Linked DNA regions of Mus musculus: regions 1, 2, 3, 4, 5 and 6 are each linked to region 7. Evidence: chromatin loops called from intact Hi-C (ENCODE). Cell type or tissue: left cerebral cortex. All regions are shown on one strand. Each heading gives the region's core, and the rest is flanking DNA. Links, peaks and the distances in the headings are about the cores only. Region 1 overlaps Gm39638 (a long non-coding RNA gene). Region 2 has its middle 140 kb from the start of Gm39638. Region 3 overlaps Dnah7c (dynein, axonemal, heavy chain 7C). Region 4 has its middle 72 kb from the start of Slc39a10. Region 5 overlaps Gm39638 (a long non-coding RNA gene). Region 6 has its middle 120 kb from the start of Slc39a10. Region 7 overlaps Slc39a10 (solute carrier family 39 (zinc transporter), member 10).

Evidence for each region. A loop is a pair of places that touch in the nucleus more often than their neighbours do. Peaks named below come from ENCODE experiments on the same cell type or tissue, not always from the same donor. Only the 100,000 strongest peaks of a DNase experiment are listed, where the experiment ranks them.
Region 1: a loop joins it to region 7, with 2.4 times the contacts of the local background. A loop is called at or near these places in 5 of 42 quality-filtered maps.
Region 2: a loop joins it to region 7, with 5 times the contacts of the local background. A loop is called at or near these places in 2 of 42 quality-filtered maps.
Region 3: a loop joins it to region 7, with 4 times the contacts of the local background. A loop is called at or near these places in 2 of 42 quality-filtered maps.
Region 4: it touches region 7 in a loop (2.2-fold over the local background); 20 of 42 quality-filtered maps call a loop at or near these places.
Region 5: it touches region 7 in a loop (5-fold over the local background); 6 of 42 quality-filtered maps call a loop at or near these places.
Region 6: it touches region 7 in a loop (6-fold over the local background); 21 of 42 quality-filtered maps call a loop at or near these places.

Annotation. Positions count from the first base shown.
Region 1 is chr1:47,275,909-47,280,315 of GRCm38, forward strand. The region is part of intron 1 of Gm39638 (a long non-coding RNA gene); the gene reads left to right. Among named protein-coding and RNA genes, the nearest start is that of Gm39638, 26 kb to the left of the region's middle. In left cerebral cortex, for the core only: a CTCF peak has its summit at 2,016 (motif pointing right); a DNase peak (open chromatin) is centred at 2,066; H3K27ac peaks cover 362 bases.
Region 2 is chr1:47,112,100-47,116,506 of GRCm38, forward strand. No RefSeq gene overlaps it. Among named protein-coding and RNA genes, the nearest start is that of Gm39638, 140 kb to the right of the region's middle. In left cerebral cortex, for the core only: no CTCF peak of the experiment used is centred there; DNase peaks (open chromatin) are centred at 503 and 2,520; H3K27ac peaks cover 1,306 bases.
Region 3 is chr1:46,591,374-46,595,780 of GRCm38, forward strand. Dnah7c (dynein, axonemal, heavy chain 7C) reads left to right here. Exons shown (of 65, transcript NM_001310335.1): 20 at 3,568-3,761. Among named protein-coding and RNA genes, the nearest start is that of Dnah7c, 170 kb to the left of the region's middle. In left cerebral cortex, for the core only: no CTCF peak of the experiment used is centred there; DNase peaks (open chromatin) are centred at 2,390 and 2,652; H3K27ac peaks cover 456 bases.
Region 4 is chr1:46,923,032-46,927,438 of GRCm38, forward strand. It overlaps a transcript of Slc39a10 not described here. Among named protein-coding and RNA genes, the nearest start is that of Slc39a10, 72 kb to the left of the region's middle. In left cerebral cortex, for the core only: CTCF peaks have their summits at 306 and 2,162 (motif pointing left); no DNase peak of the experiment used is centred there; H3K4me3 peaks cover 1,264 bases; H3K27ac peaks cover 724 bases.
Region 5 is chr1:47,265,172-47,269,578 of GRCm38, forward strand. The region is part of intron 1 of Gm39638 (a long non-coding RNA gene); the gene reads left to right. Among named protein-coding and RNA genes, the nearest start is that of Gm39638, 16 kb to the left of the region's middle. In left cerebral cortex, for the core only: no CTCF peak of the experiment used is centred there; no DNase peak of the experiment used is centred there.
Region 6 is chr1:46,968,037-46,972,443 of GRCm38, forward strand. No RefSeq gene overlaps it. Among named protein-coding and RNA genes, the nearest start is that of Slc39a10, 120 kb to the left of the region's middle. In left cerebral cortex, for the core only: a CTCF peak has its summit at 2,678 (motif pointing left); DNase peaks (open chromatin) are centred at 1,880 and 2,655; H3K27ac peaks cover 2,240 bases.
Region 7 is chr1:46,847,506-46,851,912 of GRCm38, forward strand. All of the region lies in intron 1 of Slc39a10 (solute carrier family 39 (zinc transporter), member 10), which reads right to left. Among named protein-coding and RNA genes, the nearest start is that of Slc39a10, 3.9 kb to the right of the region's middle. In left cerebral cortex, for the core only: a CTCF peak has its summit at 2,443 (motif pointing right); DNase peaks (open chromatin) are centred at 2,447, 2,844 and 3,682; H3K4me3 peaks cover 1,200 bases; H3K27ac peaks cover 1,461 bases.

The DNA of each region.
Region 1 (4,407 bases), core at 297-4,296, 430 kb after region 7:
CTAGAAGCTGGGCAAGAAATACTTGCTTTTGTGACACCAAAATAAAATTTTAGGAACATTGGAATAATAAATGAGACTGCATACAGTAATCCTGTGCTTGCATAGTTACCAAACACTAGGCTGCATTGTGGCAGTGTGCTTATTGCTTATTTAGTTTGTTTTCTTGTATTTTACTTTTTATGTATGCAATAGAGTGATAATCCAAAGAAAACTGAAGAAAGCATAAGGCTAAAAGAGTTCTTAAAAATGTAAAATACTTTTTTTAAAGACAGTGCAGATATAACTAAACACACTTTGTCAATTTTTAAATTGATATAAAATCCCAGATTAAATGCCTTAGATTAGTACAGCATAGCACAATGTATGCTGTGTCTACAAAAGGCCACCACCTACTCATATTTAAAAATACAAAACTCATATTTGTCATTGTGCTTATTAAATTATTTCTCTTTCTCTATCTCCTTTCTCTCTGTCATCTCCACCTCTATCTCTTCTTTTTCTGTTTCCTCTTTACCGCTTGTGTCTCTATGTCCTCTGTCTTATGGCTTCTCTTGCTATCTTCCTTCTCCAACGAATACTCTTTACCCCTTGACATCGCCTAGTGTAGTGAGGCCACCGGCAGATGCTGTTTGTTCTGTGTTGAATAGTACATGCAGCAAGACTGATTTCCCATTAGGGGAATTTGCAAGAGTTCCAGAACCATTTTGAGCAGTGTCAGCATCAGCGTAATTATTGTTGAACCTGTAGGATGATGACCTTCTATTGAAGTACTGTATTCATTTTAATGAATTATCCCAGGGCACACTGACCTCCTCATAAAACCTATGTTTAGGAATTTAGGGGGTTTAATATTAATTTTAATTCTGACATTTTCTTCCTATGACATCTTTAGATAAATCATTTCACCACATCAGGAGCCATATGCAGAATAACAGTGAACAATTCTCATAGATATCGAGCCTGGTCAAAGTCATAGTGACTGTGAGTGAAATTAAAAAGTGCCCACATTGCAAAAGCTTTAGTACTTGCTTATAGATATGCAAGGACAATGATCTCAGTTGCTGGTGCTCAAGGTCTCCAGAAAAAATGATCAGGACCAGTGCACTACTTGTCCTGAACATCCTTAGGATGGGAACTGTCCTCGGGTCTTCCGCATACTGTTCTTGGCATGTTAATTCTCAGGATGTGTTTGTTTAATGGGGGAATAAATGATTATAAGACAAAGCTAATAATTAAATAGACTTACGGTAATATCTATGAATTATCCTTCCGTTAAATTGGATAACCATTTAAAATGGAAGGTGGAGAAGTGGGTCAATGATGCTGGCATTACATAGTACTTTAAAAATCTTGCTTCCTTCCTTTATTACAATTCATAGAGTTTCCAGCTGGGTAAGAAGGTTGATGACATTTGCAGGAAAAGACATTCTCTTTAGAATGTGGGCTATGAGGGGCTACATGAACTCAGAGAATGGTTGCACACTACACACACACACACACACACACACACACACACACACACACACAGAGTTCTAAGTGTATTCAGTGTGTATTTTAAAATTAAAAAGAGAGTGTTTGAGGTTAGTAAGAAAAAGTGGCAGTTGTCAGAACTGGGCAGGATGGGATAGGGGTGAGTTTGATATAAATATACTGCATATGTAGGCATGAATATTATGTGAAATCTATGTGATCTTCTGTGCTTACGTTGATTCAGTATGTTTGAAATACCTAGGCATAAATGATGACCTTTTTAATGAGAAAGAGTTCTAGAAGCTGTAGATGTACATGCTAATAAATCACCATGTAGCCAACAATTTCTGGAAATTCTGTTCTTACAGAGATATAACTTGTTTTTTTGAAATACATTCTAAATAGACGTGAATAACCTAGTCTTTCTTAAAAGTTTGAACACAATTTAAAAACAATATATACATATCCATACATGTGTACATATATGTACATATACACATATACATACACACATGTATTTAGGGGACTTGGTTTAGGAATATTGTATGTAGCCACTTGGGGGCACTCTTTACTCATTTAAGGTAGCCTTGATGACAGGAGAAAATATGTGTTCATAATAAAGGAAAGTGACAATCCAGGGAGAATTTCAATAGTCTAATTTTAGACATAGTATGCAGGTGTTTTGGAATTCTGGTCGCCTGGATGGGGTGGTTTCCGGAGCTTGCCAGGGTGCTGGGGGGTCTGAGAATGCCACTCAGATTATGAAATGTATTGGGTTGGCATAGCATGGCATTTTCTCTCTACAGCATTTGGCACATGAGGTTTACCTCTTTTATTTCCTTTTGTCTTCATTCTGGAGGATATGGCTTTGAAAGCAGGTCCTGCAAACAGCATATGCATAAAGATCTTCCAAAGGAAGATTTTACCTTTTAGCTATTACTTCGATCTTTAAAAATTCAATGAGATGGTGTTAGACGACCTTTTGGGTACTGGATAGCTGAAACTTGTTTGCAAATAAGATTTTGAAAAGGTAATCAGGGAACAGCTGCCACAAGTCCAATTGTTCATTAAGGAATACTCTTTTAGGAAGTGCAAATTAGGATGTATAGATGCACACATGCTAAATACAATGGGTGGTTAAGTCAGTCAGATTGCAAACTGTTAACACCGATAACAATGGCATGCTGGCCAACTGTCACTCTTTCACATGAGCAGCCACTATTTCAGAGGTTTAATTTGACATCAATCATTTTAATAGAACATTAAGAAAGAAATTATATTTGCATATTGTCATTGGGATGCTTGGGAATAAAAATTTCAACTCAGTCTATCATGTTCTTACTTCTTACAGAAGGATTCAATCCTAACTGCTTTTCAGCATTTGGGGTAAGGGTGGAATTAAAGTCCCATGCCTATCTTCATTACAATCACAGTGTCTGGGCAGCAGTCCCAGCCTCCAGCATAAAGAACCTCCCAGAGCGTAGCATATTAGTGAGTACAGTTCAGCTTTATCAGCGGTGGCATCAATGACATTTAGAGTGGTTCTATCAGGTCTCCACCCAGACCACTCAATTATGAAAATCTGTGCAATGTGGAACTTTTGTGGCACTATGCTGGCACTGAGATACCATCCTTCCCATCTTGATGGAGGAAGTTTTTGGTGCCAGTTTTGCGATAGCTTATTTTTCCAAGTGTAGTGTGTGTTTGATTTTGGCTAATATGCTGATTCCCCAGTTTGCATAGAATGGTCACTATTTTTCTTTTAAGAAGTTGAGTAATTCTTATGACAGCCTGAGAACTACTGTTGTGAGGAACAAATCTTGTGATTGTTTAAACATTATACAGATTTCTGTCCCTGTTGTCTTTGCTTGTTTACTCCAATAGAGGTACAGTTCCCAGATTCAATCACAGTCAGAGAGAGGTCTTTATTATAGGGAACTAGGATTTAGGAATACGGATGCCAAGCACTATAGATTCAAAATGGCTAAAAACTAAAGGTATTGAGGGATCCCTTACTGAAAGCGTTCATTTATAAAGAACGCACTATGTTCATAAGTACTACCTGACATTTATATAATAAACATCCGTGGTTACATGTGGAGATGGTGCTTCTCAGGGAAGCAGAGTTTGGCGACTATTGAATCTACAGTGTTTTTCCCATATTATTTGTAGCATGTCAATTAATCAAAATTGTCATTTTTCCTTCCACGCTCAAATTACACAAAATAATGCAAACACATCATTCTTTGAGATACGTAAAGGTGATAAAGATATTGCTGGGCTGGGAATAGAGCTCAGTAACATGTTTTCCTAGTGTGTGCAAGGCTCCAATTAAAATTCTCAGGTTCTATAAAGAAAGGGATATTTTTCCCCTGTTAATTGAATTTATCAGAGATATAGGAAGTACTATTGTTCAGATACACTCTGAAGAGGATCGAGAATATTTTTTATCAATTTTAACTGCATCTTAAGATTAATTTTGAGGTCCATGTACCATGGGAACACTGGCTGCTCATTCATATCTTTCATTCTGTCTATTCACAATCAAATATGGCCTTGAGCCAAAAATCTTCTTTGTGAGTTCTCACTGTGAAATTTTTTCAGCTACCACAGAAACATACATCCCACTTGTGTATCCTAAGCATGCTCTAGTTGTCCTAAGGAGCACAGTTGCAAGGAGCAGATCTTGATTATAGGCCATAAAGGTGATAATGCTATAATATGAACAGTAATAATAATCCTGTTTGGGGAAGGGGGGAGGTGCCTTTCCATATCGGACTACCACTGAACCAATAGGTTAACTCCCTAGCCATGGCTTCCACTCCTTGATCACTGCAAGCTGGCAGCGCTTTGGGCTATTCAGAAAGTAGTCAGGAAACTACACAAATTGGTTTCTATTTTCTGACAGGACGTCAGTCACCTGACTTCTGCAGTGTA
Region 2 (4,407 bases), core at 283-4,282, 260 kb after region 7:
GAGGCCCATTGGACACGCAGACTTTGTGTGCCCCGGTACAGGGGAACGCCAGGGCCAAACGGGGGGAGTGGGTGGGTAGGGGAGTGGGGGTGGGTGGGTAAGGGGGACTTTTGGTATAGCATTGGAAATGTAAATGAGCTAAATACCTAAAAAAAAAAAAAACATTTTGTCGTGGGAAGAAAGAATCTGAGAGTGATTATAGAGAAACAAGTTGATAAAAATTTTGGGAACCTAAAGACAAGGAAAATATGAGATTGACTCTACATCAAATTGTTGGAGTTCTTTACCTGTATGTAAATAAAGGAAGAAAGTAGGGGGATGTGTGGGAAGATGGAAATGGGAAAGAGGTAAGTGTGAACAAAGAACTGAGAAAAGAGTGAGGACATTTGCTTCTACCCAAGGCTACTCCTAAGAGGCACATGGAGGAAAGCAGGACAGAGAGGCTGCCCAATGCTGAGCTCTGTCTTGGAGACACAGACCTCTTCGATATCAGATACTAGCTATCCCACCATGGTAAAGGAACTTGGAAGGAGTCATAAATTTTCTGTGTGTTTCATCTCTGTTACACTTTTTCTTGTTTTTGTAGAAACCTATTTTAGGATCTGAGCTTTTCAAGGACAAGAAACACATCTGTTATGCTTTCTTGGCATGAAACCTAACACAGTAAATGAGGGTGTTAAATAAATATTACAGGAAAAGAATAAAATGGAAGATGAATTGCAAAGATAATTTCACCTTTGTACCATTTATGCTGTCAAATTTAAAATTTCTTTATGATACTAGTTAGGAAATACTAGTTTATTTTCTATAAATTCCTGGAACAGATTCAATAGTCACAGATATATTTTGTTTTCCTTTTCCTTACTCCAGCCTAGCTGATGCATGTTGAACTTGAAGGGCAGTTATTTTAAGTGAATTCTTCACTTTGTATGAAGATTTCTGACTGACTTTGACAAGCTGAAATAATAAATCCCTGGGGATAAAGAAAGGATAATTTGTTTTGTGAAGGAAAACTATTCAAAGGATAATGCAAAAAAAAAAAGTTAGCTATACAGAAATATCTTCTAAAATATATTGTTTTGCCTCAGGAAGTTATAAAACTATACCACCTGTAGATAGCAAACACAGTCTAGGGCAATCTCTGGAATCCACCTTCAAACAACCCAAGACAAAGACAGGTAAGAAGAGTTATCTAAAAGGAGTAGGTAAAAAGTTAGACAGACATGAGTTCCTTCTAAGTCATTTGCCTCCCAAACCAGTACTCACAGAATGCATGGTGTAAAGAGATTTATATTTTAATGGAAAATTATATATGCCCTACTTTGATCTCAGTGATTATAAGAGAGATGAAAAAATGAAGAGAATTTGACTACGATCCATAAAAAAGCAGCAGGTTAAAAGTTTAGGCATTGGAATTTAGAGGGGAGTTTCAAGGATCATAATTATTAAGTTTTCAGGGGAAACATAACTCCTAGCTTCAGGCAAAAATGGTTTACAATGGAATGATAAACACATATACTCTACTCTCCAGAGTCAGAGTAGAGATCCTAACAGTTGTGATACCTACTGGTTACGAGGAAATTTCTCTCTAGGTAGGTAAGAACTGATTGGAGACATAAAATTCTGTGACTTATATTTAATATAAAAATATTTAAATATTTAGATCATGAATGACATCAAAATTTTTGTTCAATATTGTTGGGCTTTCAAACTTAATCTTTGATGGGTCTGTTTGAAATATAAGATGAACTTTGTTATGTGTTTAGTCTTTATTTAGGCTATAGTCCCATATCTTACAATTTCACAAATAAGAAGTAACATTTCTTTAGGTGCTTCTCAGGCATTTGGTATTTCTCAGTTGTGAATTCTTTGTTTGGCTCTGTATCCCTTTTTAAATAAGAGTTATTTAGTTCTCTGGAGTCTAACTTCTTGAATTCTTTGTATATAGTGCATATTGGCCCTCTATTAGATGTAGGATTGGTAAAAATCTTTTCCCAATCTCTTGGCTGCTGTTTTGTCGTATTGACAATGTCCTTTGCCTTACAGAAGCTTTGCAATTTTACGTGGTCCCATTTGCCAATTCTTGATCTTAGAGCACAAACTATTGGTGTTCTGTTCAGGAAAATATTCCCTGTGCCCATATGCTTGAGGCTTTTCCCCACTTTCATTTCTATTAGTTTCAATGTATCTGGTTTTATTTGGAGGCCCTTGATCCACTTGGACTTGAGCTTTGTACAGGAGATAAGAATAGATCAATTTACATGCTGTTATTTTTTTTCCCCCACAGGATGGTTTTAGCTCTTTTGTTAAAGATCAAGTGACCATAGATGTGTGGGTTCATTTCTGGGATTTCAATTCTATTCCATTGATCTACCTGCCTGTTACTGTACCAATAGCATGCAGTTTTTATCACAGCTGCTCTGTAGTACAGCTTGAGGTCAGGCATGGTGATTCCACCAGAAGCTCTTTTATGGTTGAGAATAGATTTCTCTATCCTAGGTTTTTGCTTTGTTTTTATTCCAGATTGTGGGGGCTGGCCAGCGGCTCACAAGTGTGGGTTCGAGCCTGAAAGGCATCTTGGAACTGAAAGAAAAGAGGGTGCCTAGGTGGGTTGAGAACAACTAGTCTGCTCAAGGTTCAAGTTTTTTTTTCCATTTTTTATTAGGTATTTAGCTCATTTACATTTCCAATGCTATACCAAAAGTCCCCCATACCCACCCACCCCCACTCCCCTACCCACCCACTCGCCCTTTTTGGCCCTGGCGTTCCCCTGTACTGGGGCATATAAAGTTTGCGTGTCCAATGAGCCTCTCTTTCCAGTGATGGCCGACTAGGCCATCTTTTGATACATATGCAGCTAGAGTCAAGAGCTCCGGGATACTGGTTAGGTCATAATGTTGTTCCACCTATAGGGTTGCAGATCCCTTTAGCTCCTTGGGTACTTTCTCTAGCTCCTCCATTGGGAGCCCTGTGATCCATCCATTAGCTGACTGTGAGCATCCACTTCTGTGTTTGCTAGGCCCCAGCATAGTCTCACAAGAGACAGCTACATCTGGGTCCTTTCGAGAAAATCTTGCTAGGGTATGCAATGGTGTCAGCGTTTGGATGCTGATTATGGGGTGGATCCCTGGATATGGCAGTCTCTACATGGTCCATCCTTTCATCTCAGCTCCAAACTATGTCTCTGTAACTCCTTCCATGGGTGTTTTGTTCCCACTTCTAAGGAGGGGCATAGTGTCCACACTTCAGTCTTCATTTTTCTTGAGTTTCATGTGTTTAGGAAATTGTATCTTATATCTTGGGTATCCTAGGTTTTGGGCTAATATCCACTTATCAGTGAGTACATATTGTGTGAGTTCCTTTGTGAATGTGTTACCTCACTCAGGATGATGCCCTCCAGGTCCATCCATTTGGCTAGGAATTTCATAAATTCATTTTTTTTAATAGCTGAGTAGTACTCCATTGTGTAGATGTACCACATTTTCTGTATCCATTCCTCTGTTGAGGGGCATCTGGGTTCTTTCCAGCTTCTGGCTATTATAAATAAGGCTCCTATGACCATAGTGGAACATGTGTCCTTCTTACCCGTTGGGGCATCTTCTGGATATATGCCCAGGAGAGGTATTGCTGGATCCTCTGGTAGTACTATGTCCAATTTTCTGAGGAACCGCCAGACTGATTTCCAGAGTGGTTGTACAAGCCTGCAATCCCACCAACAATGGAGGAGTGTTCCTCTTTCTCCACATCCACACCAGCATCTGCTGTCACCTGAATTTTTGATCTTAGCCATTCTGACTGGTATGAGGTGGAATCTCAGGGTTGTTTTGATTTGCATTTCCCTGATGATTAAGGATGTTGAACATTTTTTCAGGTGCTTCTCTGCCATTCCATATTCCTCAGGTGAGAATTCTTTGTTCAGTTCTGAGCCCCATTTTTAAGGGGGTTATTTGATTTTCTGAAGTCCACCTTCTTGAGTTCTTTATATATGTTGGATATTAGTCCCCTATCTGATTTAGGATAGGTAAAGATCCTTTCCCAATCTGTTGGTGGTCTTTTTGTCTTATTGACGGTGTCTTTTGCCTTGCAGAAACTTTGGAGTTTTATTAGGTCCCATTTGTCAATTCTCGATCTTACAGCACAAGCCATTGCTGTTCTGTTCAGGAATTTTTCCCCTGTGCCCATATCTTCAAGGCTTTTCCCCACTTTCTCCTCTATAAGTTTCAGTGTCTCTGGTTTTATGTGAAGTTCCTTGATCCACTTAGATTTGACCTTAGTACAAGGAGATAAGTATGGATCGATTCACATTCTTCTACATGATAACAACCAGTTGTGCAAGCACCAATTGTTGAAAATGCTGTCTTTCTTCCACTGGATGGTTTTAGCTCCCTTGTCGAAGATCAAGTGACC
Region 3 (4,407 bases), core at 319-4,318, 260 kb before region 7:
TCTTGGATAGATCTGAAATTCAAGGCCCATACCTAAACATAGTAAAAAGCAATATACAGCAAACCAGTAGCCAACATCAAACTAAATGGAGAGGAACTTGAAGCAATCCCACTAAAATCAGGAACTAGACAAGGCTGCCCACCCTCTCCCTACCTATTCAATATAATATTCAAAGTCCTAGCCAGAGCAATTAGAAAACAAAGGGAGGTCTAAGGCATACAAATTGGGGAAAGGAAGAAGTCAAAAATATCACTATTTGCAGATGATATAATAGTATAGTTAATTGAACCCAAAAATTCCACCAGAGAACTCCTAAACCTGACAAACAACTTCAGGAAAGTGGCTGGATATAAAATTAACTCAAACCAAATGGTAGCCTTCCTATACTCAAAGGATAAAGAGACTAAGAAAGAAATTAGGGAAATTACATCTTTCACAATAGTCACAAATAATATAAAATACCTTGGTGTGACTCTAACCAAGCAAGTAAAAGTCCTTTATGACAAGAACCTCAAGTCTCTGAAGAAAGAAATCAAAGAAGATCTCAGAAGTTGGAAAAAATCTCCCATGATTATGGATTGGCAGGAGTAATGTAAAAATGGCTATCTTGCTAAAAGCAATCTAAAGATTCAGTGCAATCTCCATCAAAATTCCAACTCAGTTCTTCATAGAGTTAGAAAGAACAATTTGCAAATTCATTTGGAATAACAAAAAAACGATGATAGTGAAAACTTTTCTCAACAATAAAAGAACTTCTGAGGGAATCACCATTTCTGATAACAAGCAATACTGATAAAAAAAACCACACAGTATTGGTACAGAGACAAGCAGGTAGATCAATGGAATAGAATTGAAGACCCAGAAATGAACCCACACACCTATGGTCACTTGATCTTTGACAAAGGAGCTGAAACCATCCAGTGGAAAAATATGACAGCCTTTACTTTTTCTTTTTCTTTTTTTTTTCTTTTTTTTTTTTTTTTTTTTTTTTTTTGGTTTTTGGAAACAGGGTTTCTCTGTATAGCCCTGGCTGTCCTGGACCTCACTTTGTAGACCAGGCTGGCCTCGAACTCAGAAATCCGCCTGCTTCTGCCTCCCGAGTGCTGGGATTAAAGGTGTGCGCCACCACGCCCGGCAGACTTTTCAACAAATGGTACTGGTTCAACTGGAGGTTAGCATGTAGAAGAATGCACATCAATCCATTTTTATCTCCTGGTACAAAACACAAAATTCTAAACTGAGGAATTCTAAACTGAGGAGTACCAAATGGCTGGGAAGCACTTAAATAAGTGTTCAACATTCTTAGTCATCAGAGAAATGCAAATTAAAATGACCCTGAAATTTCACCTCACACCAGTCAGAATGTCTAAGATCAACAACTCAGATGGCAGCAGATGCTGGTGAGGATATGGAGAAAGAGGAACATTCCTCCATTGCTGGTGGGATTACCAGTTGGTACAACCCCTCTAGAAATCAGTCCAGCAATTCCTCAGAAAATTGAACATAGTTCTACCTGAAAACCCAAAAATACCACCCCTGGGCCTATACCCAAAAGATGCTCCAACAAGTAATAAGGACACATGCTCCACTATGTTCATAGCAGCCTTATTTATAATAGACAAAAGCTTGAAAGAACCCAGATGTCCTTCAACACAGGAATGGATACAGAAAATGTGGTACAATCACACAATGGTGTACTACTCAGCTGTAAAAAAAAAAAAAACAACTTCATGAAATTCTTAGGCAAATGGATGGAATTAGAAAATATCATCCTGTGTGCAGTAATCCAGTCACAAAAAAAAAAAAAAAACACATTGTATGCAGTCAATGATAAGTGGATATTAGCTCAAAAGCTCAGAATATTCAAGATACAATTCACAGGCTACATGAAGCTCAAGAAGAAGAAAGACCAAAGTGTGGGTGCTTCCATCCTTCTTAGAAGGGGGAACAAAATACTCAAAGGGGGAAATACTGAGACAAAGTTTAGAGCAGAGAATGAAGGAAAGGCCATCCAGAGACTGCCTCACCTGGGCACTCAATCTATATATAGACACCAAATCCAGACACCCTTGCAAATGCCAAGAAGTTCATACTGAAAGGAGCCTGATATAGTTGACCCCTGAGTGGCTCTGCGAAATCCTGATAAATATGGAGGTGGATGCTCACAGACAAGCATTGGACTGAGCACAAGATCCATAATGGAGGAGTTAGATATAGGACAGAAGGAGCTGAGGGGGTTTGCAACCGCCTTGGAAGAACAACAATATCAACCAACCAGAGTACACATGGAAGGACCTATGGCTCCAGCTGCATATGTAGCAGAGGATGGCCTGTCGGACATCAATGAGAGGAGAGAGGCCCTTGGTCCTGTGAAGGCTTGATGCCTCAGTGTAGGGGAATGCCAGGTTGGGGAGGCGGGAGTGGGTGGGTGGATGGGGGAGCACCCTCATCTATGAGGAGCAGGGAGAAGGAGGATGGGATGGGGGTTTCCAGAGTGAAAACCAGGAAAAGGGATAAGATTGAAATGTAAATAAATAAAATATCCAATAAAAAAGAGAAATTTAATTTTCTCAGCCCCACTAGAAAAAGAGAAAAGCAAAGAAAGCATTTTCTTTCTGCTGGAGCTGGCAATGGAAACCAGGGCCCTGCATGTGCCAAAGGATGATTCAGCCCTATCTCTAGTCCTAGAATAAAATTCACACGTGAAACAATTTTCAACTGATATTTTGGTATAACTTTCAGTCATGGTTGAGTACAATTGAAAAAATAAGTTTTTAGTTAATTTTAAAATTCAGTGTTTTTCTCTTAAATTGTCATCCTCTTGTTTGAATTTCATGTAACCTTCCTAGAATGTCCTATTACATTCCTGGTTACAGTGGGAAGTTGGGAACACTGGGGCTTGAGGTGTTCCCAACATGACTGTTATGTGAAAGATCATGGCAGGCATAGAATATTCAAGACTACCATTTTAAAAGTTCCCATAATCTTTGTTCTACTAAGTGAAAAATTTCAACTATCATGTAAATAGAAATAAAAATTAATAACTACTATTTTGAATTTCATGCTGAACTGGGTAGTTTTTTCTCAACTTTATACAAACTAAAGGCTCCTGGGAAGAGGGAACCTCCACTGAGCAATTGCCTTTCTCAGACTGGCCTGTGTGCATGATTGTGGGGTATTGAATAATGATTGATGTGGGAGGGTCCAGCCCACTGTGGGCAATGACACACACACACATACACACACACACACACACACACACACACACACACACACACACACACACACACACACACACGTACAGTCACACACAGTAACTTGGTCCTGAGTTGTATAAACTCCAGACTCCGCGAGCCTTGAGGAATAGCTCTCTTCCGTGGTCTCAGGTTCAGTTCCTGTGTTCAGGTTTCAGCTTGGGCTCCTTCCTTGGTTTCCTCAGTGATGGGCTGTGACCTGGAGACGTTAGATGAACAACACCCTTTCCTCCATGAATTGCTTTTGATCATAGTATTTATCCCAGCGACAGAAATCAAACTGAGACAAGTGCTGTTTGCTTACTGTTTTTAGGATAAGCAAGTCCTGGCAGTTGTGACTATCGAGCGAATGCTGGAGAGGCTGAAAAAGTCCAACGAACTCTTGGAGCTCATTCTTAAAGGGTTGAATGAGTACTTGGAAAAGAAGCGCCTCTTCTTCCCCAGGTTCTTCTTCCTGTCCAACGATGAGCTCCTCGAGATCCTGTCTGAGACCAAGGATCCCACCCGGTGAGTGCGTCCACACCCAGAGGCTCAGCTGCACTCATCTGGTCACATTTCATATTTTGGAATAAGATAGTACATAAGTAATAATGGATAGCTAGCTACATTTATATGAACAAGAATATTCTAAGATTATTTTCAATTATAGGTTATCAGTTATTGAAAATATACATTGTGTTTCTGAATAATTATTTCGGAAGGGCATGGACCTTGGAATGGAATTTTTATTTTACTGCATATTTTTTTAAGATTTTGAGGGTCCACCTCTCCTCTTCACCATATTGATCTTTTCATCCATATTCAAAGTACATCAATAAAAGCCAGGCATTGTGGTGCTTTATGGCTTCTATGGTCTCAGCGGTGGGCCATTCTCAAATATGTCACAAATAGGGATGAGGTTGACAGCTAGCCTGTTTAGGTGGGTGTTGTTTACTTCTTATTTTTGTAACAAGCACATGCTGACAGTTGTAGCTTTTGAGAGAAAGCTGGAGATCTTGAAGCTTGGCTTTAGTGGCCTTTTCACTCTGCTTTGCCCCACCCACTTCCTTGCATCTCTCCTGAAACTGGGACTGCCTTCCCCTTCATGGTCCATGGGTCTCTGCTCAGTGTTTCTCAACCTATGGGTCAGGACTCTTTTGGAATATTTATATTT
Region 4 (4,407 bases), core at 201-4,200, 76 kb after region 7:
AGAGGGAGTGGTCACAGTCTATATCTGAAACTGATGCAATTATAGGGCTTCTACGTTAGCTACCACTGCCTCTTTCTAAGAACAGGGTGCACCTGCCCACTTCCTGTTTGACAAGGTATGCTGAAATTTTATTTATTTATTTTCAAGACAGGGTTTCTCTGTGTAGCCCTGGCTGTCCTGGAACTCACTTTGTAGACCACGCTGGCCTCGAACTCAGAAATCTGCCTGGCTCTGCCTCCCGAGTGCTAGGATTAAAGGAGTGCGCCACCACTGGCAGGTGAAAATTTATTTGTTTTATTCATACTGTTGGAATTTTGAAATAAAAAATTTAAAGAAACACATGGTTATAGAGTCAAATTTCTATTTAGACAGACAATGATATTCTCACAGGAAACATTTATAAGATTAAAAAAAACATTTAAAAAGTATTTTACCTCTTATGCTCTTGTTTTCTCTTATATCCCCTCTCTTCCCATTCCTTTCCCCCCTCTCTCCACGTGGTCATGGCAGGCCTCTACTTCTCTATTCTCCCCTTCTCTCTGCCTTTCTCTCTGCCGCTATTACTCTCTTAACTCCCCTCGCCATGCTCTAAATAAACTCTATTCTATTAAAAAAAAAGTATTTTACAGTTTAAAAATCTCTTTCACATAAAATCACTTTTATCCAGTTTTATATAAGGGTACAATGATGGCCTGAGACTGCCAGAGGGAGAGACCCTAAGCCATGCAGCTTGTATCACCATCTACTACTGAAGTTCATCTCTCTCCTATCTTTGCCCTTCCTCCCCCTCCTCTCTGTGGCTGTGAAATGCACTTCAAAAATGTTGAAAAAATATAGATTAACAGTTTTCTGGGCACAAATTTAGTATGCTATTTGTCTTGCATTTCCAGTACTGAATTCCCAGTAAATCAATTAATGCTTGTAAGAGTAGATGAATGAACATAGCAGAAATTGAAAGGCAAATTAAAACATCTCTTCAGATATTACATGAAAATTGATTGATATCATAGTTTAAAATTTTTAATTTAATTTAAAGTAGCACTGAGGGTTGAAACCATGCCTCTACAAATGGTAAACAGCCATTCTACTATTGAACTACATGCCCAGCCCTAATATTAAAAATTTTAGGTAACTATTTAGTATGGAATACTTTATTAGATGTTATCCATAATCCAGCTATCAATTTATGTGTATCGTTGTCTATATACCTGTCTTTAATTTTGTTAACCTCACTTCATATAGTACATTTTAATCAGTTATTAACTACAGATTTTCAGGTCTTAAGTTCTAATTATGATTTTCAAAGGCTTCTGCCATATTGATAATACAGATATTAGAGTATAATATTTAGTATTATAAACTTAATATTATAAAGGCTAAGGGAATACAACAAATTAAAATGGCCAAACTAATGTCATATCTGCAAGAAAATAAAACTTTTCATAAATATACATTTACATTAGTTTTATTTATAACTGTCATATTCCTTAATAAAGTTCATGTTTATGAAAACATTAGTTGATCATTTTTATACTATTACATGCACATGGCCTATCCATGTTTATATGTATGTGTATGTTTGTATACCTGCATTTGAATATATGTGCATATACTTGCTTATCATATGGACATCCTAGATGTATTGAGCTTTATTTCTCAGAGTCAGAAGCATTGATTCAATGTGTTCACAATTCTCAGTGTTACCACCACCACCACCTCCCCTGCGCCACACACACAGTCTGTAAGGTCTCTAAGTAAATGTTTGTATTCAAGACTTGGACAATAAAACTTAAATGAAGAATCAATTAATTGTTGAATTATGGTCTAGGAAAATACATTGAGGAGAAAAATCTCAAACAAGAAACAAATTTCACAGAGCCAAACCTATAAATTCCATAAAAAAGAAATTCCATAAAAAAGAATTATTTATTGATATGTGCGTGTGTGTGTGTGTGTGTGTGTGTGTGTGTGTGTGTGTGTGTGTGCTGCTAGAGACTGAACCCAGAGTCCAGAGTCTTCTACTAAGCTATGTTCTGAGTCTCAGGGTCAGATTTAGATTCTTGCAATTCTATAAAAAAAAATGCTGAAAAATAATTCAGATCTGTTATTCTGCCAATTTAGTTACTGCTGTCAAGGAACACTGCACAATGCCCTCTAGTGATGAGTGGCCATGGATGACTATTTGCATAGAAATGACTGGGTGACAATGGGAAATGATTCCCAGAGTATTATGCATAAGACAGAAAATCTTTCTGAGAGGACTAAGGTTAACAGAGATAAGTTGATTGACAGAGAGGTGTTAAATTGATAGTGTTGAGATATATTAATAGATAAATCTTATCCATAGGGATGTGTTATATTGATGCAGATGAGCAGTATCAAGAGAGAGAATTAGTATTGATAGACATGAGTTATGTTGATAGAGATGATCTGTACTTATAATAATGAATCACAGAGAGAGATGAATGCTACTGATAAAGATTAGTACAATTGATAGAGATGAGTTGTATTGATGAAGATGAACTGTATTGATAAATATGAGATGTTCTGATAGAATTAAATTATATTAAATAGTATTGATAGAGAGAGCTGTGTGCGCCCAGCATACGAAACTCCATCTCTGGCTTGCATCTAGCGGTGGTGTTTATGTTGAGATACTGTTGTACCTACCTTAGATCTCCATGTCCTGCTACTGTGTCCTCACATCCAGGCTGCAGCTGGGGTCAGAACTGATGATGCTCTCTAGGCTGCATCCTTCAATAAATGATGGCTTAGAGGTGGAACACATTAAAAACTATAGTCAACAAGCCTTTTTTTTTTCTAAGAAAAAGACTTCAAAAACGGGAACCAAGATAATTTTTGAAAGAATCTGTGCCAAACCAAGAGTAATAACAATAACAATAAACTGTTGGGAGTTCAAAGAGTAAACTAAAATAGGGACCAGAGGAAACTGTCTTTGTTTTGTCCAACTAATAGCTGTGAAGAGCTGGCTCCTTGTACCAAAGCCTCTTCAAAAGTGCCTAGACTTCTCTCTGGTTGGCTGCAGGGCTATTTCCCAAGGGAAAGATTTTCCACAGCATCAGTCATCTGGTTTATAAACAGATGGCACAGGTCTTTTACTTTTTAGAGAAAGATCAATAATCTGTCAACTGTAAGATTCTACAGCCCAATGTATTTTTATTGATAAGCATTCACAATGACTCAGTCTTCCCGCTCTAGATCCATTTAAGACAAGGAGACACCTCAGTGTATTCACATCCACCTGTTTAAACTCAGTGAGAAAGTTTCAGTTGTCTTAGAAAAACACCAAGTCAAAAATCTTTGTATGAAGTGCAAAGAAACTCTTATCAAAGTCTCCAGCTTTGAGTTCGTGCAGTTGTTTGTTTCCTTGTGATTGCAGCCTGCACGCTGTGACAGATACACATGTGACAGGGACAGGGACACAATGAGATAACCATTTCCACAAAACAAAGCTATAGAGAAATGGGAAGGCCATGTGGAGTTGATGCACTAACTATAGATTCAAATAGCCTCCTCCTCCACCAATGCCTTTAACATTTTCTTTCTTTTATGCCTCAATCATCTCTAACTTTGGCCAACTCTGAAATTTCTTTTATATACTGGCACTGCTTGGTGTGGAACCCAGAGCCTTCTGCATGCATGAAAGTGATACTTTCCCAGCTCTTTGTATTTCTTTGTTGTTTTAACTTTATTTTTAAAATAATTTATCTAAAAATACAGTTGTGTAGTATTAAGTATTTAAGTATTGAGACCATCCAGAAAACAATCAGTATAATTTCTGTGACTGAAGAAAAAAAAATCTGTTACCCTCAATCCATCTATTCTCAGGGTTATAGAGACAGGGTAAATCCTTTCTTTATTTACCTCTCATTTAAATAGTATTCAGTCAGATGGCTGGATACCTGTATGCATCATATGAGCAGGAATTCAAAGACCTGCCTGTCCAGTTTTCTTCAGAGGTTTGGTTGGACTTCTGTAAAAAACACACAACATTTCTTTTCCTAATGGAAAAGCAACTGTTGAGAATTGAAAACTTCTCTCCAGTAAATACCCTAACAGTCTAGAGGGTGGAGGGGTTCCCTACATTCTGTTAGACATCAGAAGAAGATGGATCATGTGAAGTGAAATTCTTCTGTGGTGTTCTGTTACTTCCTTCAAAATGTTGTTGTTTTGTTTTTGGCTTTGCTTTTTGACACAAATGTCTCATAAAGCCCTGGGTTGGAATGCAGCTAAGAATGATCTGAAACTCAAAATCCTTCTGCCTTAGGCTTCCTTTCAGTTCTTGAAAGATTTTGAGGAAGTGATAATATATGCTTTGGCACTTTACCCCTTGGGTTAGAAGAAGCTTAATTAATCTTTTTAGGTATCTAGGCTTATGATAAAAGC
Region 5 (4,407 bases), core at 318-4,317, 420 kb after region 7:
ATTTTGTCCCTTTCTGTCTATATACAACTTTCTATCTGCATACCACTGTGTTTTTCCTCATCCTTTGAATCTCTCCACACCATATCCTCTTACTAATTTCCTAAAGTATTCCAATTGCAACACATATATTGGAATATTCCAAGATAACCTCCACAAATGAGAGAAAATATGTGATGCTTCATTCTGGGTGTCTTAGTCAGGGTTTCTATTCCTGCACAAACATCATGACCAAGAAGCAAGATGGGGAGGAAAAGGTTTATTCATCTTAAAACTCCACATCACTCATCATCACCAAAGGAAGTCAGGTCTGGAACTCAAGCAGGTCAGGAAGCAGGTGCTGATGCAGAGGCCATGGAGGGATGTTACTTACTGGCTTGCTCAGCTTGCTTTCTTATAGAACCCAAGACTACCAGCCCAGAGATGATGCCACCCACAAGGGGCCCTCCCCTCTTAATCACTAATTGAGAAAATGCCCCACAGCTGGATTTCATGGAGTCACTTCCCCAACTGAAGCTCCTTTCTCTGTGATAACTCCAGCCTGAGTCAAGTTGACACAAAACCAGCCAGTACAATTGACCCCTTGTCAACTTGACACACAAGCACATCACTAAAAACCCTTATATTCTTATTCATCCTTAAGATCTAAATAACTTAAAACGTCCCACAGTCTTTACATATTAAAAGTTCAATCCCCTTAAAATATCCAATATCTTTTAAAATTCAGTCTTTTAAAAATCCAGTCTCTTTTTTTTAATTAGGTATTTTCTCATTTACATTTCAAATGCTATTCCAAAAGTCCCCCATACCCCCCCTTCCCCCACCCCAGCTCCCCTACCCATCCACTCCCACTTCTTGGCCCTGGCGTTCTCCTGTACTGAGGCATATAAAGTTTGCAAGACCAAGGCGTCTCTTCCCAATCATGGCTGACTAGGCCATCTTTTGCTACATATGCAGCTAGAGACACGAGCTCCAGGGGTACTGGTTAGTTCATATTGTTGTTCCACCTATAGGGCTGCAGACCCCTTTAGCTGCTTGGGTACTTTCTCTAGCTCCTCCATTGGGTAACTGTGGGCTCCACTAAAATACTTTTTTCCTTCAAGAGGGAAAAATATCAGGACACAGTCACAATCAAAAGCAAAATCAAACTCCAACTGTGCAATGTCTGGGATCTACTCACAATCTTCTGGATTCCTCCAAGGACTTGGGTCACTCCTCCAGCTCTGCCCTTTATAGCACACACCTTGTCTTCTAGGCTCCAGCTACCTGTACCCCACTGCTGCTACTGTTCTTGGTAGTCATCTCATGCTATTGGCATCTCCAAAATATTGCCATCTTCCACTGTAACTAGGCTTCACCAATAGCCTCTCATAGGTTCTCTTCATGGTGACAAGTCTCAACTCCTTTGCATGACCACTTCAGTCCTGGGCCATCAATTGCAACTGAGGCTGTACCTTCACCAAAGGCCTTTCATGGCCTCTCACAGTGTTAAGCCTCAGCTGCTCTTCCGGATCCCTTCATGCCTTCAAAACCAGTACCACCTGGATGACTCTTACACATTACCAAGTCCAGTCACAGCACAAGGTACAACCTTGGCTATTTCTGGAACACAGCCTCTTTGTTCTCTGAGAAAACACTTTCAAGAAGATGCCACCTCAATGATGCTGATCTTTTCTTAATCTCCACAAATTTCCTAGCTCCAGGTAACCAGCATCAATAGTCCTAGTAATGCAAAGGTTTCACTTTAGTAGTTCTGGTATCTTGTTAATCACAGCTGATTCTTCAGCCTCAGCTAACCAAAACCACAGAATCTTCACAGTCAAAATAACAACGGCCCTGATAAGAGTCTTTAATCTTCCCTCTAAAATTTCACAAACCAGGCCTCCATCTTCTGCACTGTTCTCAACATTATCTTCCAAGCTCCTACACAACATCCCACAGAGTTCTTAATACCAATAGGATCTTCTAGCCCAAAGTTCCAAAGTCATTCCACAGTCCTCCCCAAAACATGGTCAAATTGTCACAGGCATACCCCACTATGCTGGTACCAATTCATCTTAGTCAGGGTTTCTATTCCTGTACAAACAACATGACCAAGAAGCAAGTTGGGGTGGGGGAGGGTTTATTCAGCTTATACTTCCATACTGCTGTTTATCACCAAAGGAAGTCGGGACTGGAACTCAAGCAGGTCAGGAAGCAGGAGCTCATGCAGAGGCCATGGAGGGATGTTACTTACTGGCTTGCTTTCCCTGCGTTGCTCAGCTTGCTTTCTTTTAGAACCCAAGACTATCAGCCCAGAGATGGTACCACCCACAAGGGCACTCCCCCCTTGATCACTAATTGAGCAAATACCCCACAGCTGGATCTCATGGAGTCACTTCCCCAACTGAACTCTTTTCTCTGTGGTAACTCCAGCCTGAGTCAAGTTGACACACAAAACCAGCCAGTATTCTGGGCCTGAAATTCCTCACTCAGAAGGACTGTTTTCAGCTCCAGCCCTTTACCTGTAAATTTCATTTTTGTAAACAGCTGAACAACATTTCTTGTGAAGATTTATCACATTTTCACCATCCATTAATCATTTGGTGACCTGTTTCCATTTCCTGTCCATTTCAAAACAATGAACATGAAAGAGCAAATACCTTTGTAGTAAGATATATGTCCTTTGGGTATGCCCAAGAGTAGTAGAACATAACATTGTATTTAAATGGAGGAACACATTTAAAGTAATCTAAAACCGAATGCTATGATATTTCTAGAGTGTAGGAGAACAGATCTCTTAAAAATATCATTTACATTTATGTATTTATTTTATTGTGTGGCAGCTGGAACCATATATGTAGTAATCTGTTCACTCTGATCTTAAATGTTGTGGAACTGAAATGAGTACAATGTATTTTATTAACATTGGAATAGTCAGGAATTTTTAATTTTGAAATTATTTAAGTTGTTTATCAAGTTTTGGTTTATTTTAGGCCTTAGAGGACTGTGACATGAGTTGAATTTTTTTCTTTTGCAGGCGCATTAATTTTAGCACATTCTATGCTTTTACATTATTCTTTATGGAAAGAAAGGTGGCTATTGATAGTTCTAATGAATGTACATCTTTACAACTTAAAATTTCAGAGATGGTAAGCCTTATTTATAAAATCTGTGACAGTCAGCTAAAGGAGCCCTAGAAAGAAATTTATTTCCAAGGATAAAGTAATGAGGGGCAAATGGCTAGTCATGAACTAAACAGTCACCCTAGGAAATTGGATAAAGAACAGTAATAAAAGAAGGTGAGAAGGGATGCAACAAAAATGTAATGGAATAGGAACCAACCACATGCCTCTCCTTTGAACAGATTAGAAATTTGTAACACAAATGACAGACATGTAGACATCTTTGCTCCTACAAACTTAGGGTTTAAAGGACTTCTCAAGTTTACCTCATGTTGTCTGCATAAGAATCACAATTTTCAGTTGTCTTAGAGATTCTGACTCACTTATGAATGTTGAAATTGTGAACCAAATCTTCCTATATTAACAAGATAAAAATATATATTATATAAAATAAACACATAAACATACCACACAGACTAGTTATATATAGCTTCCTCAAAGCAGAAATCCTTTATCACTACCCCAAGTAAGGGTCGATGTTTAATGGGCCCAAAACTCAATCAAATTTATTGTGTAAAACATTCATTGGAAGGGACTTTTTTCATTGACTTAAGCATTTAAAATATTTTTATCTTTTAAAATTATAATTACATCATTTTCTCTTCCCCTTTCCTCCTTATAAGCTCTTCATTGTATCTTTCTTGAGATCTATCAAATCCAAGAACTCGTTTTCTTTCATTGATATATCTTTATATTTAATACATATAATATACATGTATATAAATATGCTTATATATTTATATAAAATATGCATATATTTATAAATGCATGAATGAACCCTGTTACATCTGTTCCTTGTGTCTATGTTTTTAAGGATAATATTGGTATTGGATAACTAGCTGCTGTGTTCATCCCTGAACAGGGCTCTTTCTTCCACTCTTAGTGTTTCTTCTTTTTCGGTAGTACTCTGTATAAAGTGGAGGCCCATGTTAACATGTTTATTGACATCATCCTTGTTCAGTCCATGTTTTCAAAGGCTTCATGGATGCGGCTTCTGAAATTTCTAGGAGACATAGTCTCACAGAAAAGTCTTCTGTCCTATGGCTCTTACAATTTTTCTGGCCCCCTCTGCTATGGTCCCTGAGCTTTAGGTGTAGGAGTTGTTTTGTAGATGTAGTCACTGGGACTAGGGTTCTCAACTCTGTACTTTTATTGGTTATTGTTTCCTGAAATGGTCTTTGTTACAAAGAGAAGTTTCTTTGAGCAGTAGGGAGGACTAATTTAATCTGTGGGTATGAAGACAAAT
Region 6 (4,407 bases), core at 220-4,219, 120 kb after region 7:
TATACCCACTCTCACACACACATATACACACACACTTACATGCAAAGACAACAATAATAGTAATAGTAATAATAAAATAATTTTAAAAATTAACTTGAAATTGTTACTTTGTGTCTTAAAGCCTGGTCATGGAGTTTCACTAATCTCATTATGCTTTATATTAGGTTATTTAAAAAATAGTCATAATTTACATTAAGTTTACCAAATAAAATAAATCTTGTTCCCTAACATATCTGTAAGATTTAATGCTTATTTTGTGAAGTTTGAAAGGTGGATGAATAAAAAATAATTCAGAGTGAAGAATGGCCTTCATGGTCTGTACAAATGGTTTGAAAAGAACAAGAGAGGCCTTGTGTTTCATTAGGATAACACACTGAGGATGCAATCTCGATTTCTAAGACAAAACCAGATAGGATAACTTTTAGATAGTCTTGTGAAGAAATTCAAGGCCAAAGCCCAGACAGCTAAACACCCCCTGAAGGTCAGATTAAGACCACAAGACGATTTTGTCCACTTGGGAACAAAAAACAAGCTCAAAGCTTGTCTGTGGGCAATGCTGACTCAATCTCTGTTGGCAGTCAAGTAACTGTAGAGAGGAACCAGTCCAGTGTAAAGCCACCTCTGAGGCCCCATTCGGATCTCACCCTTGTAATCTGAGAATTCATTCCTGCCACAGATCTTGGAATGGCTCAGTACTCCTAAGGAAATGGAGAGGAGGAGATTCATAGAGGTGCCTTCAAGGACCCCTTTCATGTGATTATTTATTTATTTATTTATTTATTTATTTATTTGGCAAGGCCTGTGCCTTTCTGCCTGGAATGAACTGCAGAGCTTAACCTGAGCCTTGCCTGACAATTCACCTGTACCCAGCTGCTGCTGGGCTTAGAAGCCCACTGCCAATCACTCACTAGAAACCACAGTGCTCCCTTAAAGCTCAATGAGGTTCCTGCTGGAGTCCAAGGCCTAGGCACAGTTGTTGTTCATGTAGTGTTCTTTATGCAGTAGACCGGAAATCTTGGTGAGCTGGAACAAATATGACACTGGAGTCAGAAAAAGGGTTCTCCTCTGAGTCAAAGTTCAGTACCTGGGTTTTTATTCTTTCTTAGGGGTTTCACAGTCCTTTCTGTAAACAGTCCTCTGGTAAATCACACTGTCCACCTAGTAGATACAGCTGTACCTATTGAACTTTGGTAATATTGACTCTAGGTCACAATCTAGATTACAAGAGAATCCTAATATACAAGTTAATGGTGGAACACCAGTTTTACCCATCTTTGCCCTTGAGTCAATCCGGTGTAAATAATCATCTAGTTCATAGAATTGACAACAATCAGGGGAGATTATATTGCCCTTGAGTCAATCCAGTGTAAATAATAATAGTCCTTAGACTTGACTTCAATCAGAGGACCTTCAAGACTGTGTAACTATGACATGATATGGAGTCTCAAAATACCAGTTCAGACAGAACCATGTGGATAATATGGGAGGAGTGATGGACAGTACGGAAAAATACTGAATGTATAATCCATTAAAAGAATTTTAGGTTTACCAAAAAAAAATCTCATTTTTTTTGCAAAATTTTCATACAGTGATATACTTGTTTTTTGGTATATAAATATAACTTTAAGTTTAGAAAGATCCATGTGAACAAGTAAAAAGACAAGCTTCAGCCTTTTACCCCCCCCAAAGAAAACTGGGGAATGCAGATGAGGGAGCTTAATCCTATCAGTCTCTTCCAACTTTCACATCCAAGGTTATCATCCTTCAGTGAAGATAAACACTACTAAAAGCTTGTCAGTCCTTTTGGAGACAGGAAAAAGGATTTCTTTCTCTGCCTGTCTCAAGGAGATAGATGTGGGCGTCGGTGTCCTTCTGCAAAGCAGTCCGTGATGCTAAACAACATGAAGTGGCAGGCAGCATGCTGATGGAGTACATTCAGAGGTGACAAGCAGCCTTTGTACACAGCCGTGTTTTCTACATTAGTCTACAGACAAGACTTCAGAGGGTTTTCACAACAGGAAAAGGGGGAGGAAAAAGGGTCCCTGCCAAGGTTAGAAGTTAGGAATTCTTTGTGTTTCAAAGAAGACCTGCCAGCTCATGAAGATATAGAATTTTCTTCTGCCTCAAGGATATGGTCACATTTTTTTAAAAAAGAGAAAGAAAAGAAAGAGAGAGAGAGAGAGAGAGAGAGAGAACGAGGAGGAGGAAGAAGAAGAAGGAGGAGGAGGAAGATGAGGAGGAAGGATGATGATGATAAAATATCTTAAATATTTATTGAAAAGAATGAAATGGCTTTAGAGAGTTTTTGATGTTAGATTCAGATTTCTTTTACAAGAGATGCCACAATAGAGCTGGTAGGTCTTCAAGCACTAGAGATAGGTTGTGACAGTTGTAAAATATCTTTTATCTGCCTCTTTAAAGATACAGCAAAGCCGAGGCTGAGCAGTAATTAACCTAATCAGCTAGTTGAGGCAGAGAGCAGGCACAGAAACAAAGCTGGCTCTGGCTCTGGCTCTGGCTCTGGCTCTGTGCTCCCTGTCTTCGTCTTTATCCTCTTAGTCCATGGAGTGCTGAATATATACTGTTCTGCCGAATAACAAAGCTCATGTTTGCAGAACTTCTGCTGGCTAGTATGTTATCAGTACTGTCACCATTTTAGAATTTTGCTTGGGCTCCCCCTGCTGGCTGGTATTTTGGTGGGACATTTTTTTTTTTCATTTATTCTTTTTAGTTTGTCTTTTAACTCCTTAATTTTTTTGTGATTATAACATACTTACACTATTTCTCTCTTCCTTTTATTTTTCTCAGACCTTCCCATGTATCATTCTGGTTCTCTTTCAAATTCATGAAGTTTTTCTTCAACTGTTGAAATAATTCCTAAATACAGTGTGTGTGTGTGTGTGTGTGTGTGTGTGTGTGTCTGGCTCAGTCTATATAATGTTACTTGTATGTTTATTTTCAGATCTGACCATTTGGTATTGAATAACCAATTGTTGAGTTTTTCCCTGGAAAGACTCTTTCTCCTGTTCTCCGCATTCCTTCGTAGCCTGTAGTTCTTTGGGTAGGGTTGAGGCTTCCTGGGCTCCCCTCCCCCATCCACAGTAGCACATCTATCAGTGATGTCTTTGTAGAGGTCATAGTTGGTAGTTATGGGTGTGGCTTCTGGCATTTCTCAGTGGTACAACCTCATAGCAAACTCCCTGTTTCTCTCAAATACTCTTTCCACTCCCTCTTCTGTAATGATACCTGAGCCTTAGGTGCAGGAGTTATGGTAAAGATGTACCAGTTGGAACTGGGCTCTGCAATCCTACATTTTGATTTGCTATACTTTTCGGTAGTGGTCTCCGTCATTTGCATCAACAAGTTTCCTTGATGAAGGATGAGAACTACACTTATCTGTGGGCATATGGACAGATATTGAGAGTGCAGTTAGAGATCATGCTGATTTAGTAAAGTGGTGGTAGGTTCTCCTCCAAGGTCCATGACTTCACTAGCCTTGGGTAGTTGGCTAGGTTTCCAGTGCCAGGCAGCTTCCACAATGAGTGGATGTGGGACATTCTTCCTAGAGAATCATTGTAAACCTGAGTAAGACAGGTGTAAGTCCTAACAATCCCTCTGCCGCTTGCCTCCTTGTGGTAGAGTTACAGGAGATTGTGTGTGTGGGGGTGGCCAGCTTGTTACATGTGTGCTAGGATTTGAACGCCGGTACTCATGATTGTTCATGAGCTCTTAAACTGAGCCATTGCTTGAAAGACTTCAAGTTTTTATTGAAATACAGTTTTAAGTATTCAAGGCTGGCCTTAAATTCGCTATGTAACTAAAGAGTACAGTGAATTCCTGACCCTTTGGCCTTTATCACTAGAGTACAATGATACAGGTAGATGCTATTATACCCAGTTTTTGGGATGCTAGAGATTATATAAGCTAAGCAAAGATTGCACTGACTGAACTATATCCCAAGCCTTCAGACTTTTAGGAAAACAGCAGTAAGGTGCCAGTAGTATTTTAAGTCATGTGAAGAGGTCCAGTTTCACTTTGGTACTGTTTGATTGGTTGTGGTTAGTGTGTTTTGGGTTCTGGTACATTGCTTTGACTTGGCATCTGTTTTTAGGTAAGAAGTGAATCCCTTGCTATTTTTGGCTCTACTTTACCAGAAACTTACCAACTATGGATTTTCCCTTTTGGGAGAATTTGGAGTCTTTTTCAATATCTGAACAATCATGAAATGTTGAATGGAGAGGTTTTTTGTGTGTGAGAGAAGAATATATGAGAACTTGGGAACCTGGAGATTTAGAGTGGGATGGGCATCCATTTCCAGTTGCCTGGCATCAGTCCAGCCTTTGGCTTTACAAGATTTATTTATCTTGTGAAGTAGTAGCTATACATTTTGAAAGATCAAAGAAAGGA
Region 7 (4,407 bases), core at 183-4,182:
TACTGATCTCATTGTATAACATAGGAAGAAATCACTAATGGCATCTACCTGATCTCTCACAGCTTCCTTGATAAAGAGCTTGTGTCTAACAGTATATAGTGCACAGTATGTCTTCACATGTAAGAGAATCTTCAGTAGGGAGTATTGAGAGCTAATAGATCCAAGTATGTGCTCACCAGCTTATAAGTATATAACTATGAGGTGCTTAATGAAGAGAGGAAAGGCAAAACAGGAAACAGGAAGAATGGAAACAGAGGCAAAAAGAAAGCATAAAAACAAAGATAATGTATTTTCTGCTCTAAAGAAGTTACAAGGAAGACACATTCAACTTCTGCATTACAGAAGCGAGACTAGGAGACATGGGGAATGTAGAAACCTATGGCAGTGGTAGGTGGGTCCCATTCCAGCCCTCCAGGGCATGCCAGCTCACCTTCCACCTCCAGACATAATAAAGGTGCTATTTCTCCTGTAGAAGATGCAAAAGGGGAGTCCTCAAAGCTTCTCAATTAGCTGTGAGTTATCGTCTGAACGAATGCATTACTAATCAAGTATTCTACCAGGAAATACTTAAGAGCAACAAGTAGAATACAATGAACTATTAAGAATGGGTCCGGGGTTGGAAGACTTACACTAGCCAGATAAAGCTGCAGAGTGGGTACCTGCTGTCCCCACATCCTACTCAGTGACACACCTTCTCATTTGCAGCCATGGATGAGACGTGAATGAGCAAGGCACATCCAAAGACAGCTCACCAAAGATTCGTCTCATTACTGCACCAATTTAGCCCACATAAAACACACCTCAGAAAATAAACTAGAAACTAATTCAGGAGAAACGACTATTTTAAAAGTCAAAGATCATAAAATACGTGACAGTGAATTCACAAATACTCTCGGTTTGTTAAACGTCTCACCTGAAATGTCTTAAGACATCAAACAGCACAGTAGGATACAGATCTTTATTACCTCACTGCAACTGAGATTTTCTAACTCCTATATTGAACGAAAATCAACTTGAATCCTAAACTGATCACTGAAAAGTCTCAGATGAATGAGAGGAATAAAGACTGGCCTCTGCTACAGTTCGCAGGAATTCTGGTATAACTCCGGTCAATAAGGATGCTCCCTACAACATTCTGAATTATGTCTCATCCCTAAAAGCTTTTTTGTAATGAACTGGCTCTAAAAGTTGAATATAAAGTAAGGACAAAATTATTGCTGTTGAAATGTTAATTCAAAAACTATTAGCTGATATTTCCCTTTCTTTCAATAGCAAAGTATCTTCTAAAAGAATTAAAAAGTGAACTTATATAGTGGGTAATTATAAAATCTTCTACTATTAACCACGAAAAAAAATAAAAAAAAATAGAAAAACCACCACCACCAAAAAGAAGAGGAAGAAGAGGAGAAAGAGAAGGAGGAGGAGGAAAAGGAAGAGGAGAAAGAGGAGAAGGAGGAAGAGGAGGAGGGAGAGAAAAAAAGAAAACCCTGACTGGAACAAGACGCTATCTATAATTTGAATAAACCTGTAGCTATTAGTATCCCATTAGAACATTTTTAACAATAAAAGTTCATTTGGTATCCAGTCCCTGAACCTGGATAGCCTACAATCCTGAATACGTTAAAAATAATTATGAAAATAACATTCTATTCTATACTGTTATGTGACAGAATAGAATACAACAATAACATTTCTAAGTACTACAGATGGCCTACAGTGAGCTGGTAATGATTTCAGTAACTGTGTTATTTAAAATTTCTCATTTCAGTTTTATATTGCTTTATACCTATTGAACACACTTCTAAATGTTTCAGTAAGTTTTAACCGAGAATTAAAATATTTTCTTATTTCAGAAAAATCTAAGCATGACTGTGGCCCAACCACAGATTTTATAAAAACAAATGTTTTGGAAACTGATAATTGGCAATATCTGAAACCATAAAAGATGAAGAAATCTAATGGTAATAACCTAGAGACTTTCTTTTTTTCAAAAATTAATTTTTAAAACAAAGTCACCATGTGATTTTGACGTTTTCAAACTTTATTATCAGCACAACACAGTTACATGGTTCAAAATAAGCCAGAAAGTTTACAACCCTTTTCAAGACAAGAAGCCCAGATTAAATAAAGAAAACTGTTCACATACAAAGCTAACTTCAAACATTTACCTCTCTAATTTTAACAAATTGCTTTTGCAATTAAAAACAAAAATAGCCCACATATTCTTTTGGAAGGTACCTTGATTCTCTGTCTATCCAGTTTTTTTTTCCCCCCACTTAGAAAACTCAGGGCTAAATGTAATCACAATCAGTTTAAAAAAAAATAGCTACACATTCTTATTGGCAGCAGTGAGCAGCTGGAAAGCCATAGGTGCATCCAAGGGAATGCAGTCTAAGGGCAGGTGCCAAGAAACTTCAAAGTAAATCAAACACTAGGGGGCAGCAAACTGTTGAGGATTGTATCAGGAAATCAACTCACAGACAAGACACAAAGACAGAGAAAGAGGATATGACACTGTATTCACTCATTTTGCTGTAGGGCTAGAGAAACCCAGCAAGTCACTATGGAAGTTAGTGGCTGCACTATGGAGACAGCTCATCTGCTAAGATACACCCCAGCCTTGTGTATAATTTTTAGTATGAGTTACACGATGAAAGATGGCTTAAAATTAAATCACTGTGATAAGAAGGTTCTTTGATTGCCTCCATTTCTCGTGCAATTTCAGTTGTCTCCTTTATCTAATGTTGGTTTAAAGTATTAGTGACTAAGTCCTTTTGATACAAAACTCAGCACTTCCACTCCTGAGGCAGGCACTACACTCATGACTAGTATTTTTATCCACATGATTTTAAGTCAATGCTGAGTTTGAAACCAACAGACAAGCTACCTACCTACACCCAGTCACTGAATGTGTCATAGCACAGGGATGCTTTGTGACAAAAAGCTGTGGGGTATAGGCTTCAGAAATCTGGCTTTGTAAAGAAACCAAAACATACACAGGTAAGTACAGAATAAAAGTGGTAAAAAGGCAAATGTACAGTTATCAGCTATTACATATGAGCTACAGATTTAAAAGATGTATTCTCTCAAAGGCCCAAGGAGTAGAAGCATTAAGTATCATCCTAGGGTAATCAATTATCAGGCAAAACAAAAGAGTAAATTCAATCATTACAGAAACGTTTGAATGTAGAAAGGGTTAGAACAACTATCTGGTTCATCATCATTAAAGGCCGTATTAAACTCCTGAATAGGTTTTATAATACTTCCAGGCTAAAGCAACCTGCAAAGGTAACCAAATTAGTTAATAGTATATCCAGTTTTTGAATCTTTAACCTCACTCCAAATCCCTAAATTCATCCCAATACTGCTCAATACCCAGGGTTCTGCAGAGCCAAGAGGAATGTAATATAAATTTCTTTAATTAAGAACAAATGTTCAGCTCAGCTATTGAACAATTTCCCTTGGGGAGGAAAAAATACACACACACACACACACACACACACACACACACACACACACACACACACACACCCCTATCTTCTCCATATATCGCTTAGGTTTCCTAGAGCAATGCTTGCATGCTAAACATTAGGCCTCCTCAAAGTAATTCAAACCAGGGTTGAAAATCTGGCAGAGCCAAAGGTGACTCCAAGGACTGAGGAAAGTGGATCCTGAGTTCCAGACACACAAGAGCTACATAGGGAAAGCATCAAGAAAAAACAAAAGTCTGGACAAAAAAGTGGGATGAGGGTGGTAGTTTACAAGCTATCTCAGGGGACTAGAGGCTGTAAAAGGAAGACCTAATCCAGGTAGCACCTTGTAATGAAATCTGAAATGCTACGGAATTTACAATGTTCTGGGAACTAACATGCTCCAACTTTGTCTGGACAGGTCTCAGGCAAACTCTAACTTTAGAAAAAAGGTTGTAAAATGTCCTTCAGTGTAAGTACCCTGGCTTATACAAAGTAAAAGTTCAATTTATGTTCAGAATTGGGCCCTAGCCCAAGAAACACTCCATTATTTAATATATCCAAATATCTCCTAATTCACAAACAAAAGCTGAAAACACTTCTGGTCCTGAACATTTCAGATAAAGGGTATTCACCTGCATAGCTCATGATACATATCCATACAGGCATACATTATTTGCAGTACTAACAATTAAGTGTAGATTTGTGCAAACCCTGGGCAAGTTTCCTACCACTCAGCTCTTTTACTTAACTTTTAAGACAAGCTCCAGGACTCTAACTTGCCAGCTTCCTTCCTCAGTCTCCTCCCACCCCTGCTCCCAAAGTAGCTGGGTTTATAGATCTGTGCCTTCAGGTATCACCTGAGAAATCGTCTTTGCCACCTCTTTTAAAGTAGCACCAAAACCATTCATTCTTGCGCATGGGTTCCTAACCACGC